Linked DNA regions of Homo sapiens: region 2 is linked to region 1. Evidence: read pairs that join two places in POLR2A ChIA-PET (ENCODE). Cell type or tissue: Panc1. All regions are shown on one strand. Region 1 overlaps MICOS10-NBL1 (MICOS10-NBL1 readthrough). Region 2 holds the start of LOC124903869 (a long non-coding RNA gene).

Evidence for each region. ChIA-PET counts read pairs that join two places held together with the same protein. Peaks named below come from ENCODE experiments on the same cell type or tissue, not always from the same donor. Only the 100,000 strongest peaks of a DNase experiment are listed, where the experiment ranks them.
Region 2: POLR2A ChIA-PET joins it to region 1 with 12 read pairs; 4 of 35 experiments call an interaction of 5 or more read pairs at or near these places.

The regions. Positions count from the first base shown.
Region 1 is chr1:19,606,138-19,614,137 of GRCh38, reverse strand. All of the region lies in intron 1 of MICOS10-NBL1 (MICOS10-NBL1 readthrough), which reads right to left. All of the region lies in intron 1 of MICOS10 (mitochondrial contact site and cristae organizing system subunit 10), which reads right to left. It also overlaps the pseudogene RPS14P3. Among named protein-coding and RNA genes, the nearest start is that of MICOS10-NBL1, 13 kb to the right of the region's middle. In Panc1, no CTCF peak of the experiment used is centred here; no DNase peak of the experiment used is centred here.
Region 2 is chr1:19,436,016-19,444,015 of GRCh38, reverse strand. The region is part of intron 1 of CAPZB (capping actin protein of muscle Z-line subunit beta); the gene reads left to right. LOC124903869 (a long non-coding RNA gene) reads right to left here and starts at 4,118. Exons shown (of 3, transcript XR_007065525.1): 1 at 4,003-4,118; 2 at 2,676-2,800. In Panc1, CTCF peaks have their summits at 3,811 and 4,010 (motif pointing left); a DNase peak (open chromatin) is centred at 3,385; H3K4me3 peaks cover 658 bases; H3K27ac peaks cover 8,000 bases.

The sequences.
Region 1 (8,000 bases):
CGCCACCACACTCCAGCCTGAGTGACAGAGCAGGACTCTGTCTCAAAAATAAATAAATAAATAAAATATAATTTAACTTGATTTATAAAAACATCTACATTGTTTTCTGGAATAGTAAATAAAGGGAATAGCATTCACTAAGCACTTATGCTCAAGGATTAAATTTTCTCATCTAATCTTCACAATAAACTTATTTTATGAGCTCCATTTTATAGAGATACTGAGGCACAGAAAGGTGAAGTCACTTGCCTCAGGTCAGACATGTGAGATGTGAGCCATGGAGCCTGACTCCAGAGGCGTGGTGCTTCATCCCCACACTATACTGCTCCCAGTGCAGCCTCCTCACAGACGTAGGAAGCTATTATAATACATTTTAAACCCACCACAGGAAAACTAAACATCTTCCAAACTTCTTTCTGGCCAACATTATGTGTGGGCATTTCCTTAGTTATACAAACCGTGTACCCACTGTGTGCCAGGTACTATGCCACGCCCTGGGGAATGATAAGTTCCCGCACTATGTTCACTGTTCCAGTGTTGGAGCCAACTGATAATCAGACCCACAAAGTACAGGGTACAATGACAGAAACAGGATGTACTAGGAGCACTGAGGATACCCAAACTGTCCAGGAGGGTTAGAGAAGGAAGTGGGAGGTAAGGTGGCAAGAGATAGGAGCTACAGCAAGCTCCTTGCTGCCAAATTATCAAGTGTAAGGTAGGAGATAAAGAACGACAACCTTTTATGCCATCCATGCTAAGGATCGTGGCCTCTACCCTGTAAGCAATAAGGAAGCAACAGACGGAATTAAGTAGAGAAGCTATATATCAGATGTGTACTTTATGTAGTTCACTCTGGCAGCAATGAGGACAGATCTGAAGAAGCCGCCATCAGAGGTGAAAATACCAGTTGGCTTCTGCAGCCCCAAAGCAACTGCAAGTGGGAGCTAAGGTCCAGACTTCAGACCCTTCTCGGCTCAACTGACTGGTAATGTTACCACCTTGCATCCTGTGATCTCTCAACAGCCCTCCCTCCACCTTTCCTGTATTCCATGATAGGCAGAAATGAAAGAGATGGTATGGAAGACAACCAGTACAGGCAAAGGCAAGGGTTTGACCAGGACTAGGAACTTCTGAGAAGGGGGAAGTGACCACACTTAACGACAATTCATAGGTCAGGGATCCGTAGGAAAGAGTATATTAAAAAGCCTCACGGACAAAGATAAACAGAAAAGGCAGTCAAATATTTTTAAGTACACCCATGTTTCTGCATTTAGGATGTGTTGATACAAATGATGATATCCGAAGTCAGCATCTGAAAAGGTGTTGAAAGAATGTGCCTGAGTTTCAGGCCTTCTGAGAGCCTGCTAAAATCTGGCAAGGACAGTAAGGCCAGGAAGCACCACCCAGCTGACATGATAGTACAGCGGCACTGTGTGGCCCAGGCTGGAGTGCAGTGGAGCTACCTTGGCTCACTGCAACATCTGTTTCCTGGGTTCAAGTCATTCTCGTGCCTCAGCCTCCCAAGTAGCTGGGATTACAGGCACATACCCCCACACCCAGTTAATTTTTGTATTTTTAATGGAGGTGGGGTTCCACCACGTTGGCCAGGCTGGTCTCGAATTCCTGACCTCAGGTGATCCACCTGCCTCAGCCTCCCAAAGTGCTGGGATTACAGACATGATCCACCACGCCTGGCTAGAGTCTTTCTTAAAGGCTGCACTACTCTACCAAGCCCCATAAAAAACCTCTCCAAATCCCTGGACTTGCATACATTATAAAACTAAGAATTGGCTTGGCACGTGGCTCACACCTACAGCACTTTGGGAGGCTGAGGCAGGCGGATCACGAGGTCAGGAGATGGAGACCATCCTGGCTAACATGGTGAAACCCCGTCTCTACTAAAAATTAAAAAAAAATTAAAAAAAAAATTAGCCAGGCATGGTGGTGGGCGCCTGTAGTCCCAATTACTTGGGAGGCTGAGGCAGGAGAATGGCGTGAACCCAGAAGGCAGAGCTTGCAGTGAGTGGAGATCGCGCCACTGCACTCCATCCTGGGTGACAGAGTGAGACTCCGTCTCAAATAAATAAATGAATAATAAAATTAAAAAACCTAAGAATTTAGCTTTCATAAAATGAGTGAAGAAAAAAAAATCTTTTTTTTTTTTTTTGAGATGGAGCCTCACTCTGTCACCAGACTACAATACACTGGCGCGATCTTGGCTCACTGCAACCTCTACCTTCCAGGTTCAAGCGATTCTCCTGCCTCAGCCTCCCAAATAGCTGGGACTACAGGCGCATGCCACCACGCCCAGCTAATTTTTGTATTTTTAGTAGAGACAGGGTTTCACCATGTTGGCCAGGCTGGTCTTGAACTCCTGACCTCAAGTGATCCGCCTGCCTCAGCCTCCCAAAGTGCTGGGATTATAGGTGTGAGCCATCGCGCCTGGCCTTAAAACATCTTCTAAAGTAGAAGTTATGAGCTAAAATAAATTTCAAGTTGAGACCAGGTATGGTGGCTCACACCTGTAATTCCAGCACTTTGAGAGGCCCAGGCAGGACGTCACTGGAGTCCAGGAGGTCAAGGCTGCAGTGAGATGTGATTGTGCCACGGTACCCCAGCCTGGGTGACAAAGGAAGACCCTGTCTCAAAAAAAAAAAAAAAAAAAAAATCAAGTTGCAACTGGAATAAAGAGAAAGATAAGTTCTTCATAATCTTTTCTGGGAATACATAGAATTAGTAGCATTTATTTTAGTGTCAAGACAAAATATGTGATTGAAACAGTAATATGTTTTTGCATCTAATCAGAATAGGATATTTATAAGCTAACAAGCTCATGGTTTCTCACATACAGGACTATGCTGAAATGGTAAAGAAATTAAAAATTTTGACCAGGCGCAGTGGCTTGCACCTGTAATCCCAGCGCTTTGGGAAGCTGAAGTTGGGGGATCACTTGAGGTCAGGAGTTTGAGACCAGCCTGGCCAATATGGTGAAACCCTGTCTCTACTAAAAATACAAAAAGTGGCCAGGTGTGGTGGTGGGCGCCTGTAATCCCAGCTACTTGGGAGGCTGAGGAAGGAGAATTGCTTGAACCCGGGAGGTGGAGGTGGCAGTGAGCCAAGATCGTGCCACTGCACTCCAGCCTTCCAGCCTGGGCGACAGTGAGACCCTGTCTCAAAAAAAAAAAGAGAAATAAATAAAAAATTCCTACAGCAAATGAATTTCAATTTAGTCATCTGAAATGATGCCAAGAAACTAGCAGCTTTCTTAAGACTACCTTCCTAGTAAAAAGTGAATTATGTTGCTTAAATCAGTTGCTTTAGTTAATCATTTAAAATCTATCAAACAGGAATTCTGAGTGGTTTATATGTGCAGGTTCTGACAATCAGAAACGTTTGTTCTAACTTGTAAACATTTATCAAAGTAAGGTAAGTCTACAAATCTGTCGACAATTATGTCAGAGTGTTACAATAACTATAAATTATCCTAAGCATCCTAATGGCTTAGATTGGATAAAGAAAATTGAAGTAAATGCACTAGATTTCGACTCCTCCCAAATATACCTTGTCTCTCAGTATCCGTTAAGATCAATCTGTTAGTGGGCATGGTGGTACGAGCCTGTAATCCCAGCTGCTCAGGAGGCTGAGGCAGCAAGATCGCTTGAGCCCAGGAGGCAGAAGATGCAGTGAGCCACGATTGTGTCACTGTACTCCAGCCTGGGCAAGAGTAAGGCCTTGTCTCCAAAAAAAAAAAAAAAAAAAAAAAAAAAAAAGCCGGGGGGTGGGGGGTGGGGTGACTTTGATTTGCTGTCTTCTTAGACCACCTCCTCATTTATCTAGAGCCTCCAACATTTTTTCTGATTTGTACTCATTTATCCTTTCTTTCCCTTTCATACTGTCTATCTAAAGAGCATTTTAAAACAATCTCTGCCTTCTATTTTTAAAAATGACAAGTTTACAAGACCTAAGAATTATGGGCTATGCTTTTTTTCTTCTTTTTGAAATGGAGTCTCACTCTGTCCCCAGGCTGGAGTGCAGTGGAGCGATCTCAGCTAACTGCAACCTCTGCCTCCCGAGTTCAAGAGATTCTCCTGCCTCACCCTCCCGAGTAGCTGGGATTACAGGTGAGCACCACCACACCCAGCTAATATTTTTATTTTTAGTAGAGACGGGGTTTCCCCATGTTGGCCAGGATGGTCTCATCTCTTGACCTCGTGATCTGCCCACCTCGGCTACCCAAAGTGCTGGGATTACAGGCATGAGCCACCGTGCCCAGCCAGGCTATGCTTTCTTTAGTCATTTTAATTATTCTGTTTTTCCCCCCTTTCCTTCAACTTCATTAGATTGGTTTGTATTTCCTAGAAATTCGTATGTAAATATGTAAATAGGATCATAAAGTATGTATTCTTTTGTGTACAGCTTCTATCACTCAACAAAATGATTCTGAAATGTATTCATGTTGTTTTATATAACAATAGTTGGTTTCCTTTTATTACAGATACTCCACTTTAAGGACAGTCCACATTTTGTTTTTCCATTAACCAACTGATGGATATCTCAGTTGTTTCCAGTTTTTTAACTCTTACAAATAAAGCTGCTATGAACACGCATGTGTAAGTCTTTGTGTGGACACGTTTTCATTTCTCTTTGGTAAATATCTAGGAGTAGAATGGCTATATCATATGTTTAACTTTATAATAAATGGCCAAACAGTGTTCCAAAGTGGTTCTACCATTTCCCATTCCAATGAACGGTGTATAAGAGTCCCAGTTGTTCCACAGCTTAATTAACACTTAGTATTGGCAGTTTTTAAAAATTTTAGCTATTTTAATGGGTGTGTAGGTATATCTCATGATTTTAATTCGCTTTTCCCTAACAGCCACTGATGTTAAGTATCTTTTCATGTGCCTATCTGCCACTGGTATAATTTTACCCATGTGTTGTCTTCCTATGATTAAAAAAAAAATTTTTTTTTAATTAGCCTGATGCGGTAGCACGCACCTGTAGTCCTAGCTACTTAGGAGGCTGATGTGGGAGGATCATGAGTCCAGGAGGCTGAGGCTCCCGTGACTGTGCCACTGCACTCCAGCCAGAGCGACAGAGTGAGATCCCATCTCAAAAAAAAAAAAAAAAAAAAAAAAAAAAAGCTGGGAAAAGTGGCTCACATCTTAAATTGCAGAATTTTCGGACACTGGGGCAGGAGGATTGCTTGAGGCCAGAAGTAGTAGCCTGAGCAACATGTGAGACCCTGAGTCTATGGGTGGGGGGGAACCTTAAAATTAAGAGATCTTTATGTATTCTAAGCCCTTTATCAGATATGTGTATTACAAATATTTCCTCCCATTCTGCGGCTTGCCTTTTTGTTTTCTTAATGGTGCCATTCAAAGAGCAAAAGTTTTTAATTTTTATCAAATCCAGTATATCAGTTTTCTTTGAAACTTGCTTTTTGTATTCCCCAAAATCTTTTCTGACTCCAAGGTCACAAAGGATTTTCTCTTACAGGTTTCACTTTTTTTATTTATTTTTTACATGAAGGCAATTTATTAACAGAAAATATTTTGAGGAATCTTGTTCACAGACGGCGACCACGGTGACCCCCTTCCTGAGAGTGCTGTCAGAGGGGATGGGGGTGACGTCCTCAATCCTCCCGATCTTCATACCCGAGCAGGCAAGGGCTCTGAGGGCCGACTGGGCCCCAGGTCCAAGGGTCTTGGTCCTATTTCCTCCTGTGGCCCGGAGTTGGATGTGTAGGGCAATGATACCCAGCTCCTTGCACCTCTGGGCCACATCCTGGGTGGTCAACATAGCAGCATATGGCGAGGATTCATCTCGGTCTGCCTTCACCTTCATCCCACCAGTCACACGGCAGATGGTTTGTTTGCCAGAAAGATCCGTGACATGGACAAAAGTGTCATTGAAGGATGCAAAGATATGGCAGACACCAAATACATTCTCCCCTTCAGCCACCTGAGGTCCGAGGTTGATGACCTGTTCTTCCTTCTTTTCCTTCCCCTTTCCAGGTGCCATTTCTGCACGTCGTCTCCAGACTCCACACGGGAAAGCTCTTATAGGTTTTATAGTTTTAGCTTTTATATTTAGGTCTACGACCCTTTTAAGCGAGGCTCATTTTTTTCTCTATATGGAAACCTAGTCGTTTTAGCATGGTTTGTTGAAAAGATTTTCCTTTCTCCATTAAATTGCCTTGTCAAAAACGAATTGACCATGTATGTATGGGTCTATTTCTGGACTTTATCCTACTCTACTGATTTATATGTCCAGCTCTTCTCCAACACCACACTGTCTTGTAGCTTTACTGCAAGCCTTAAAATCAGCTAATACAAGAATCTCAACTTTGTTCTTTTTAAAAATTGGTTTGACTATTTTGGATTGTTTACATTTTCAGAGTTTAAAAATCAACTTCTCAATTTCTATAAATTTCTTTGAGAGCTACTTTTCTTGCTGGAAAAACAGAGATAATATAAACTTCCCGAGTTGCTGGGAAAGCAAAAAAGAGATAATAGTGTACCAAATATGATGGCACATTAATAGGCATTCAATTAATGTTAGCTTTCTCTTTCTCTCGGCCCTTAAATAAACAGGATCCAATCTAGCAATGCCCTAACATTTCACTAGTGGGTCAGTGGCCATAGTAAAAATATTACTACACCAAATGACTTTTATAAGTAAATATTTGTGTTTTTACTTGGATTCAATACTGAAATGCACTTGCCAAAGAAAGCAATTCAGCATATTTACTAATAAACTGTTACAGGCCACATTTTAGGAAAGCATAAAACCACAGCCAGAACAAAAATTTAAGTATGTTTTCAAGTTCCACATAGCGCCTAATTACATTATTCTGTAATACTAACAGAATCTAGAAGGTCACAATGTTCCATTATTCACATTGCTGCCGCAAATGGAAAAAGTATTTTTGGTCACATTGTTTAAATATACATAAAACAAACAAAATGTGGCTACCCAATTCAACAATTAACGTGTACTAATTTAAAACCCAAACCAATAGACAACCAAAAGCATTTGAAGTATTTAAGTATAACCTAATTGATATCACTCCATGAAATAGAGAGGTATCAGTTTGCAAACACAGGCTACCAACAGGCAATTTTTGGTGAGCCACCAATGCTTTGTGGTAACCCACATCTATCAGATGAACTGATACTTAAAGAAAAACAATAATTTGCTTTCTTTTTCCATGACTATTCAATGGCCTCTTTTAGTATTTTTTTAAACATTAAAATGGCTTCAAACAATTTAACTAGACTTGATTATTGAATGAATACACAAAATCTGCTGGTTAACTTTAATTCTAAGGCAAGTCAGCTTCTAAGTCTTTTACTGTCCTACTTTTTTTCTTTCTTTTTTTTTTTGGAGACAGAGCCTTCTTGTTCTGTCGCCCAGGTTGGAGTGCAATGGCCTGATCTTGGCTCACTGCAACCTCACCTTCCCAGGTTCAAGTGATTCTCCTGCCTCAGCCTCCTGAGTAGCTGGGATTACAGGCATGCGCCACCACACTCAGCCAATTTTTATATTTTTAGTAGAGATGGGGTTTCACCATATTGGCCAGGCTGGTCTCAAACTCCTGACCTCAGGTGACCCACCCTCCTCAGCCTCCCAAAGCGCTGGGATTACAGGTGTGAGCCACCGTGCCCAGCCCTGGCCATACTTTCGTAACAAGGAAGAAGCAAGGCCGAATCCTTTCTTTTCATAAAGATGAATGCATGATAAACCAATAACTTTCATCTGTTAACTGAGCTGCATATAATTAGAGACCTATCTCAAGACATACTAGAAATTAAGAAACTACAAAATGTTATTCCCCTCTCTGCCTCTCCTATTTGTCAAAAGCAACACCATGCTCATTTATGTAGGCTTGGCACCACCTGACTCCTCCCACTCCTGAGCCTGCATTTCAAGTTCTGTAAATATAAACTCTGTACTAGCATCATTATATCTCTCTTTTCCACTCCTGCTGCTCCCCT
Region 2 (8,000 bases), 170 kb after region 1:
CGGCTAATTTTTGTATTTTTAGTAGAGACAGGGTTTCACCTGAATAGAGTTTTTTTAACCAGAGGGGACGTTTGGGGAACAGAGGGGCACTATGAACCCACCAGATATTTCATTCAGACTTTTGTGTGTGTGCACTCCCTGGGGAGAGAGCCCATAGCTTTCATCACAGAGTGCCCCAGAAGGCTTTGAGTCCCTCTTGGTGAGGAAGGCTGAGTCTGGGACATGCCTCACTCTGCGGCCACACACAGCATCTGCCAGGCGGCCTTGCCCAGGTGACCTGGCCTCTCTGTGCCTTGCTTTCCTTGTTTGTAAAGTACCTGACACAGTGCCTGGCACACCGGAGACACTGAGTGTCACATCAAACCTGTTGTCTTTTTTTCTTTTTAAAACAACAACAACAACAACAATAACTTAAGCATACCCTGAGAGAAAGCTGTTGTTTTAATTTTGGCTCAGGGAGGTTTCCAAGGCAGCTGTGGACCAGAAACTGACGTCAACAGTCTGAGGTCTCCCTAAAGCCAGGCCGTAAGTCCAGTGGTGCTGCCGTGGCTATATTAATATTATACAGTGTCTTATTTTAAAAAAAGGAATGGATTTTTATCTTTTATTTTTATTTTTTTGAGATAGGGTCTTTCTCTGTTGCCCAGGCTAGAGTACAGTGGTGTGATCATAGCTCACTGAAGCTTTGACCTCCCAGGCTCAGGTGATCCTTCTGCCTCAGCCTCCCGAGTAGCTGGGACTACAGGCACGCGCTACCATGCCTGGCTAATTTTTTTGTATTTTTTTTTTTTGTAGAGATGGGATCTCAGTATGTTGCCCAGGCTGGTCTCGGAAGTCCTGGGCTCAAGCCATCCTCCCAGCTTGGCCTCACAAAGTGCTGTGATTACAGGCGTGAACTACCACTCCTGGCCAGGAATGGATTTTTAAAATCCTGTTATAAAAGTAAGAAAGGTCATTGTAGAGAAGGATGTAATTATGATTTTAAGGTTTTTTTGTTGGGGGAAGGGTATGAAGTCAGTGATAGACATCTACGTGTTCACTCCTCTGGACGCTGATAGGATGGATGCAAGTAGCGAAGGCCTCCTTCAGCACCACTGGCGTAGAGGTTGTTTGCGCCGCACAGAGGAGGTGTATTTGTGTAACGTGGAGTAGGCAGCCAAGCTGAAGGCAGGAGCAACGGAACTTTCCTAAAAACAAACCGGAGTTGGAGATTCTAGGGAGCCTGCGGCATCTTTACAGGAAGCCAGGGAAGGAAAAGCTGTCCAAGCCAAAGGGTTTTTTGGTGATTTTTGAGGACCCTGTGTTTTTCAGTCCTTCAGAGCAGCTGGGCTGCTACAAAGCTGCATTTAGGGTTTCGTTTGGCCCCCTGCCCCGGGAGGGCTTTCCTGGACCGAGTGCGAGTGTGAGTGTGAGAAAACTGCCTAATGTCCAGTAAACATTCGACTCATACTGGCCTTAAAGCTTGCAAGAGCCTAGGAGTAGGTGGCAACCAGGCCTTACCGTAAGGGAACTTTAAGTTAGTGTTGCCTGATTTAAATTCAGAGAACTTTTTGTTACAGAGAATTTCAAGCACGTGATATAATGAGCCCCCAATTATCTGTCACTCAACTTCAGCAGTTATCCTCCGTGCCCAGCGTTGTTTCAGCTGCTCCTGCTCACTCCACGCCCCCCCACTCCCCAGCTCGAATCAGTTTGAATCAGATCCTCTGGTGTAATTGTCATGAGCAGTCTGGGTCTCTCCATTCTGAAAGCCAGATTCTAATAGTGTACCCGATGTAAACAACAGGACTAAGCACTGACTTTTGTTTTTTGAAAATTGTCAGTTAAAAAATTTGTGAGCCTTTTTTTTAGGATTACAGTAATAATGTAACAGGCTCATTGAAACTGGAAATCACAAACAGGGTTTAAAGATGACAGAGCCCTTCATCTTTCAGCATTTGGAGCTATCACTGATGCTTTTTAAGGGCTGTGGATACCTCTCCTGTGCTTTTTTTTTTTTTTTTTTTGGAGACAGAGTCTTGCTCTGTCGCCCAGGCTGGAGTGCAGTGGCACAATCTCAGCGCACTGCAACCTCCGCCTCCCCGGTTCAAGCAATTCTCCTGCTTCAGCCTCCCAAGTAGCTGGGATTACAAGGCATCCACCACCACGCCCAGCTAATTTTTGTACTTTTGGTAGAGATGGGGTTTTGCCATGTTTGCCAGGCTGGTCTCGAACTCCTGACCTTAGGTGATCTGCCCGCCTCGGCCTCCCAAAGTGCTGGGATTATAGGCATGAGCCACTGTGCCCGGCCTCTCCTGAGCTTTTGAGCCGCTTGGTGCTGCTGTTTTTTTTTTTTTTCTCTGTCTGCCTTCTACACTGGGGACCCCACCCAGCATCACTTGGGAAAGATGTGATGTGATGCTTCTTCAGTTCCGTAGTTCTGAGTATACTGGAGCCACCCTGGGTGTATGTTGTTATGCAAAAAAAGGGGTGAACATGCCCTGCTGTGTATACTAGGTAGGTACTCAGTAAATGAAGCTGAATGAGTGTGCTATACCTCACTCCCCTGAGGCCAACAAGGTTTTCTCTTTCTTCCTCTGAAACACTTTAAAACTCCTCTTTCCCTGTGCTGGGCTGGGCAACAAAGCCGAGTCCCAGATAAAATGCAGTGTTCCTGAGTACACCCTTATACTTACTTTATTTCCAAGAAATGTCCCCAAGCAAACGGACTCCTGTTGTGCTCAGGCCAGCAGTGTGCCACCTGTCCCCATCCTCTGACTGCAGGGAGAGTACAGACCCAAGGCTGTAGCTGGGTCACGAGCTGCATGGGCAGGAATGCAGGGTGAGCTAACTGGGATTCACGTGTTTTCAGCCTTGCTTACGTTTATATGATGTATATTTTCAAATTTCGTGGACTTTCTGCATAAGGTTTTAGCAGCTATAACTGTTTTGTTTTTTGTTTTTTGTTTTTTGTTTTGAGATGGAGTCTCACTCTGTCGCCCAGGCTGGAGTGCAGTGGCACGATCTCAGCTCACTGCAAGCTCCGCCTCCCGGGTTCACGCCATTCTCCTGCCTCAGTCTCCCGAGTAGCTGGGACCACAGGCACCCGCCACCACACCTGGCTAATTGTTTGTATTTTTAGTAGAGACGGGGTTTCACCATGTTAGCCAAGGTGGTCTCGATCTCCTGACTTTGTGATCTGCCCTCCTCGGCCTCCCAAAGTGCTGGGATTACAGGCGTGAGCCACCGCGCCCGGCCTAGCAGCTATAACTTTTTTAAAACATGGCTTTTACTGTAATAGTCTGTCTTCAGGATGAACTGGAGTAAGTCAGTAGCGTTGGGTGCACGGATGCCTATCCAGACACTAATTCTGAGTCACTCTGCCCAGGGGACCTCAGCTTGGATGTCTGCCCAAGTCCCTTCCCCCCACACTGGTCATAGGAGCACAAACCAAACACCTAGCAACATCACAGCACCTTGCTTTGAATCTAGTGGTTGCCATTCAGAACGGTTGGCCTTAGGCTGGTCTGGAGTTCACCTTTTCACGGTGAGGAAAAGTTTGGACTGAGCTGTGAGGGTTGGATTTCAGGGGAAATGCTTAATCTGCATAAGAGAGATTAAATAAAAATAAAAAATTGTTTTTACATCATCTCTTCCAGTATCTATTTCTCACATATTCATTACAAAGGTGTATTTTATGGGCCGGGTGCATGGCTCACACCTGTAATCCCAGCACTTTGGAAGGCTGAGACAGGTGGATCGCTTGAGCCCAGGAGTTTAAGACCAGCCCGGGTAACATGGTGAAACCCCGTCTCTCCAAAAAGTACAAAAATTAACCAGACATGGTGGTATGCAAGCAAGACCCTGCTTCAGAAAAACAAAAAGAAAAGAAAAACAAAGGTATTTTGTATTAAGGTATTTCCTGAATGGTTCTGCCTTGAAGTGCTTTCTAAGCAGGTTATTAGATTTGCAGTAATATATGTATTTTACGTCAGCTGTAGGGAAAACCGGTAGCACCCCCACCTGGCCACGCTGTGGTCCTGTCCCGCTCTCTTTGTGTCTGGGCAGATGATGTGGATGGCAGCCAGAGAGACTGCTGAGGTTCTGGATGTTAGGGCCTTGATTCCTGCAAAAAGAAAAAGCACAAACAAAACCAAAACAGAATACTTGCAGGGGTTGCTCTCACGGGAATAAGAGGTGGTTTCTGAAATGGTTGGCGCCTATTAAGCACCCAGTGATCCAGTGGCATGAACCCCAGGGGACAGCCGAGGGCGAGTGGTCTCGGAAGCGTGCCATGTGCAGGACACAGCAGAGCTGGGAGTGTCAGCCGGGAGGGAAGCTGCTTGGAGGGAGGCTGAGATGGCTCACTTCAGGTGTCTGAGGGATGCCATGTGGCAGAGAACTTGCACATCCTTGAGGTGGTTCTGGACAGAGGACTCTCTGTGCTGGAGGCTGCAGTGTAAGGCAGAGCTGCCAAACAGCCAGCACCGCGTGACACAGGCTGACTGGGGACATGGTGCATTTTCCCCATAGTCAAGATCAAGCAGGGGTCAAAACACCTAGTGCTTTAGGGATTTCATACGGGGGAAGTGGGACTCCAAGGCCACTGAAACTGAGATCCCGTGGTTCTTCAAGAACAAAAGACCTTTAATTCAAATACTTTACTATTAATAATTGATACCATATTTTCCCATATGAGTACAAATGTACATGGGTATGTTCTACAGGAAGGAGGTTATAGTTGTCTAAGATGGTTTTAAAACTTTATTCCTGTAAATATAGAACATTTACAAGAGTGGGACAGTCTTGTGCTTTATCTCACCTTTCTGAGATGGGAGTTTTGGGGATAACTTCCAAGAGACGTGTTGCTTCCTGTCCCTCAGATGGGCCAGCCCAAGCCGGGAGGCTTCTTGGCCACAGGCAGCTCTCACCCAGGATGTGCCACCATGCTTCATACCTCCTGAACGCTTGTAGCCATGGGTGGAGCTCTGTGATGTTTACAACATGTAAGAATGAATCCCAACTGATGAGGGAATCTGGTTTCCATCATTGATTGGAAACGGATTCCTATCCCTTTCCCTTGCTCTGGATTTAATCTTCCTGTGAGAATGATCTAAGCCACTTTCCTCTATCAGAGGACAGAAGGGAAACCAGGAGAAAGGGAGGGAGCGACCGTTCCTAATGATCTCTGAGCCACCCAGTGCCCGCCGGCCCCGGTGGGGAGTCACGCACAGCACCTGTGTCCTTGCCTTCGTTGCACCCCTCCCTGTGTTAGAGAGCTGAGATCCTGATGTGAGTACCTCATGTGGCCTCGTGTGTCCTCTGCTGAGTCTCACTGGGAAGCAGCACAAGAAATGGATGAGGCGGAGCAGACCTGGCCTTGGAATCTGGCCCCGCGCTTAAGCGAGGATGGTCTTCGTGGCCTTTCTGAGCTTGGCTTCCTCTGAGTGGCGGGAAGCCTCATTGGTCATTTTTCAGAGCCCCTTGGTCCACTCCTCGGCACTAAGACACTTGAGAAAGGCTCCTCTCTTCACTCAGCATGCTATGGGGTTACTTAAGTTTATTTCTTAATTGAATTTTCTCATTAAAACCTGCTTTCCCAGATCTGTTTGGCAGCAGGACAGTTTCGAGGTGGTAGAAGAGAGGCCCAGCTTCCTCTGTATTTCCTTTCCCTGACTTTCTGGAGGCATTATCGAAGTACGCTAAGCCGCACGTAGCTGAAGTGCACAACTGGATGGCTTGTGTTTGTTTCAGTGATAACACACAACATCTGCCTCCCTGCTCTCCCCAGCCTCCCGTCTCTGATCGCGCACTCCCTAGTTTTCCAGCCTCTTCTTAAGCAGCGATTCCAGCTGGCAGCGCCGTGACAAGTGTTTCCGTAAGCATTCCCACGATCCTCTAAGTGAGGAGCATGACCTCGGAACCATGTGCCCGGTCCCCTCCCCTGACGTAGGAGGTAGTGGGAGGTAAGAACAATACTTGGATGGATGGATTCCTCGTCTGGGGCACTACTGGAAAGCTGAGCATTCGTAGGCCATCCAAATACGATCGTTCTCCAGGGATTCAAGGGTTAGAAGGGGAAAGCGAATTGATTTCCACCTTCGTGTTAGAGGAAGGAGCCTAGGAAAACAACCCCCTCTGCTTTTCCGAGCTCTCCTCCCGAGCCTTCTATTAGTTTTGGTCACAGAACTTATGAGCTAAGTATTTAAAAATTGGCAAATGAAAGCAACAATGTTTTCTCTTTGTGTCATGAAGTTCTCCCACTGGTGAGTTTTGAGGCTCGCTTTGCTGGGGTCCCTGGTAAACAGCTTATTCGGTTTCCCTGGGCTGGCGGGAGCAAGGGGAGGTGTGTTCCTAGCTTTGGAATACTAGAAGGGTATCTTGCTGTGACAGTACCTGGAATGAGTCTCGTGCCCATGGTGTTCTGTTCCTGATTGCTTTTCCAGTTTCCCATCAAGTCTTTAAGACTGTGGAAGGTACACAGGCTTTCGAGGCTAGCGGACTTAGCATTCTGTATTGACAAGACCTGAAGACAGGAAGCAATTGATGACATTTATCTGCTTTATTGGAAGTTAACAGCAACCCACCCAAACACTTATTTGGGAAGGTGTGTCTCCTGGGACTCAGCGGTGCGTGGCCTTGCCTGTGATTTTCGTTTGTAGGTGAGGAATGTACTGACTGGATGTTGTTAGGGTTATGATATCCCAGTCTTTGAGCTGGTCAGCACCTTCTCAAATTTCTCCCTCTCTCACTCTCAGACACAGGCTGAGGACTTGTGACATTTCATATATTCATGGAAGGCCTTCCTAGCTTACGGTTCCTTATTGCAAGACTGTTTGCTTTTAATGAAAGCTCTCAGTCAGCAGATTTATTTGTCTGGATGAGAAACCTTTTTATCTGTCATGAAACAGGAAAACACCTTTCTGAGAAACTGAGCATTTGGCTTCCTAAAGAATCATCATATCAGCCATCCCTGGGCGTCCACTTTGTAGAGGTATGTGCTGAAACTTGCTCAGCTTCGATCACTGAGCCTAATCCAGCCCTCCTTGGCTCAGACAACTGAACCATCCAGGCTCCACAGGTCCCAAGGTCTTCCTGGTGTCTGCAGTCCCAGCCACACTGCGGGTACACAGAGTCCAGCACTGTTTTCTGGAGGTTGGCAGAAGGCCAGCGAGGCCTTTGTTGTGAAATTGTTAGATTATATGCTTTTACTTTCTTGTTTCTTCCTCTTTTCTGTTGACTTAACATGTAGAATTTATGGAGCAGTGACTATGTCCCAGGTATGTGCCAGATGCTGAATGAGGATTACCCCCACATAATCCTTAAAATAACAGTATAATGTATGTATAGCAGTTGTCCCTCCTTAGCTATGGGGGATATACTCCAAGACCCCCATTGGATGCCTGAAACCACAGATAATATCGAACCCTATATGCTTTGCATTGAGGTGTGACAGCAAAACTAGCACAAATTTCTTTTCCTTCAAAATTTTAGATAGAAGACTCATTCTTACCATAGATCTTAGTCTCCGCATATAGTTTTTCCCTTCCTTTATTAAATTGAGAAATTGCACTTAAAGAAGCCCTTTTGTCTTCACTTCGGCATATCTGAATTGCTGGCATCACTACTCTTGTGTTTTAGGGCCATTATGAAGCAAAATAAGGGTAACTTGAACGCAAGCACTGTGACACCATGACAGTGGATCTGAGAACCGAGCTGGCTCCTGAGTGACTAACGGGTACATAGCTTGTACAGTGTGGATACGCGGGACAAAAAGATGATTCATGTCCCAGGCAGGATGGAGTGGGAAGGCATGAGATTTCATCACGCAGAACGGCGTGAAATTTAAAACTTCCAAATTGTTTGTGGAATTTTCCACTTAGTATTTTCAGACCATGGTTGACCACAGGTAACTGAAACTGCCAAAAAACAAAACTGCAGATAAGGGGTGACTACTGTGTTACTACCCTCATTTATAGATGGGGGAACTCGAGGCTCAGAAGAGTTTAGTGACTTGTCCA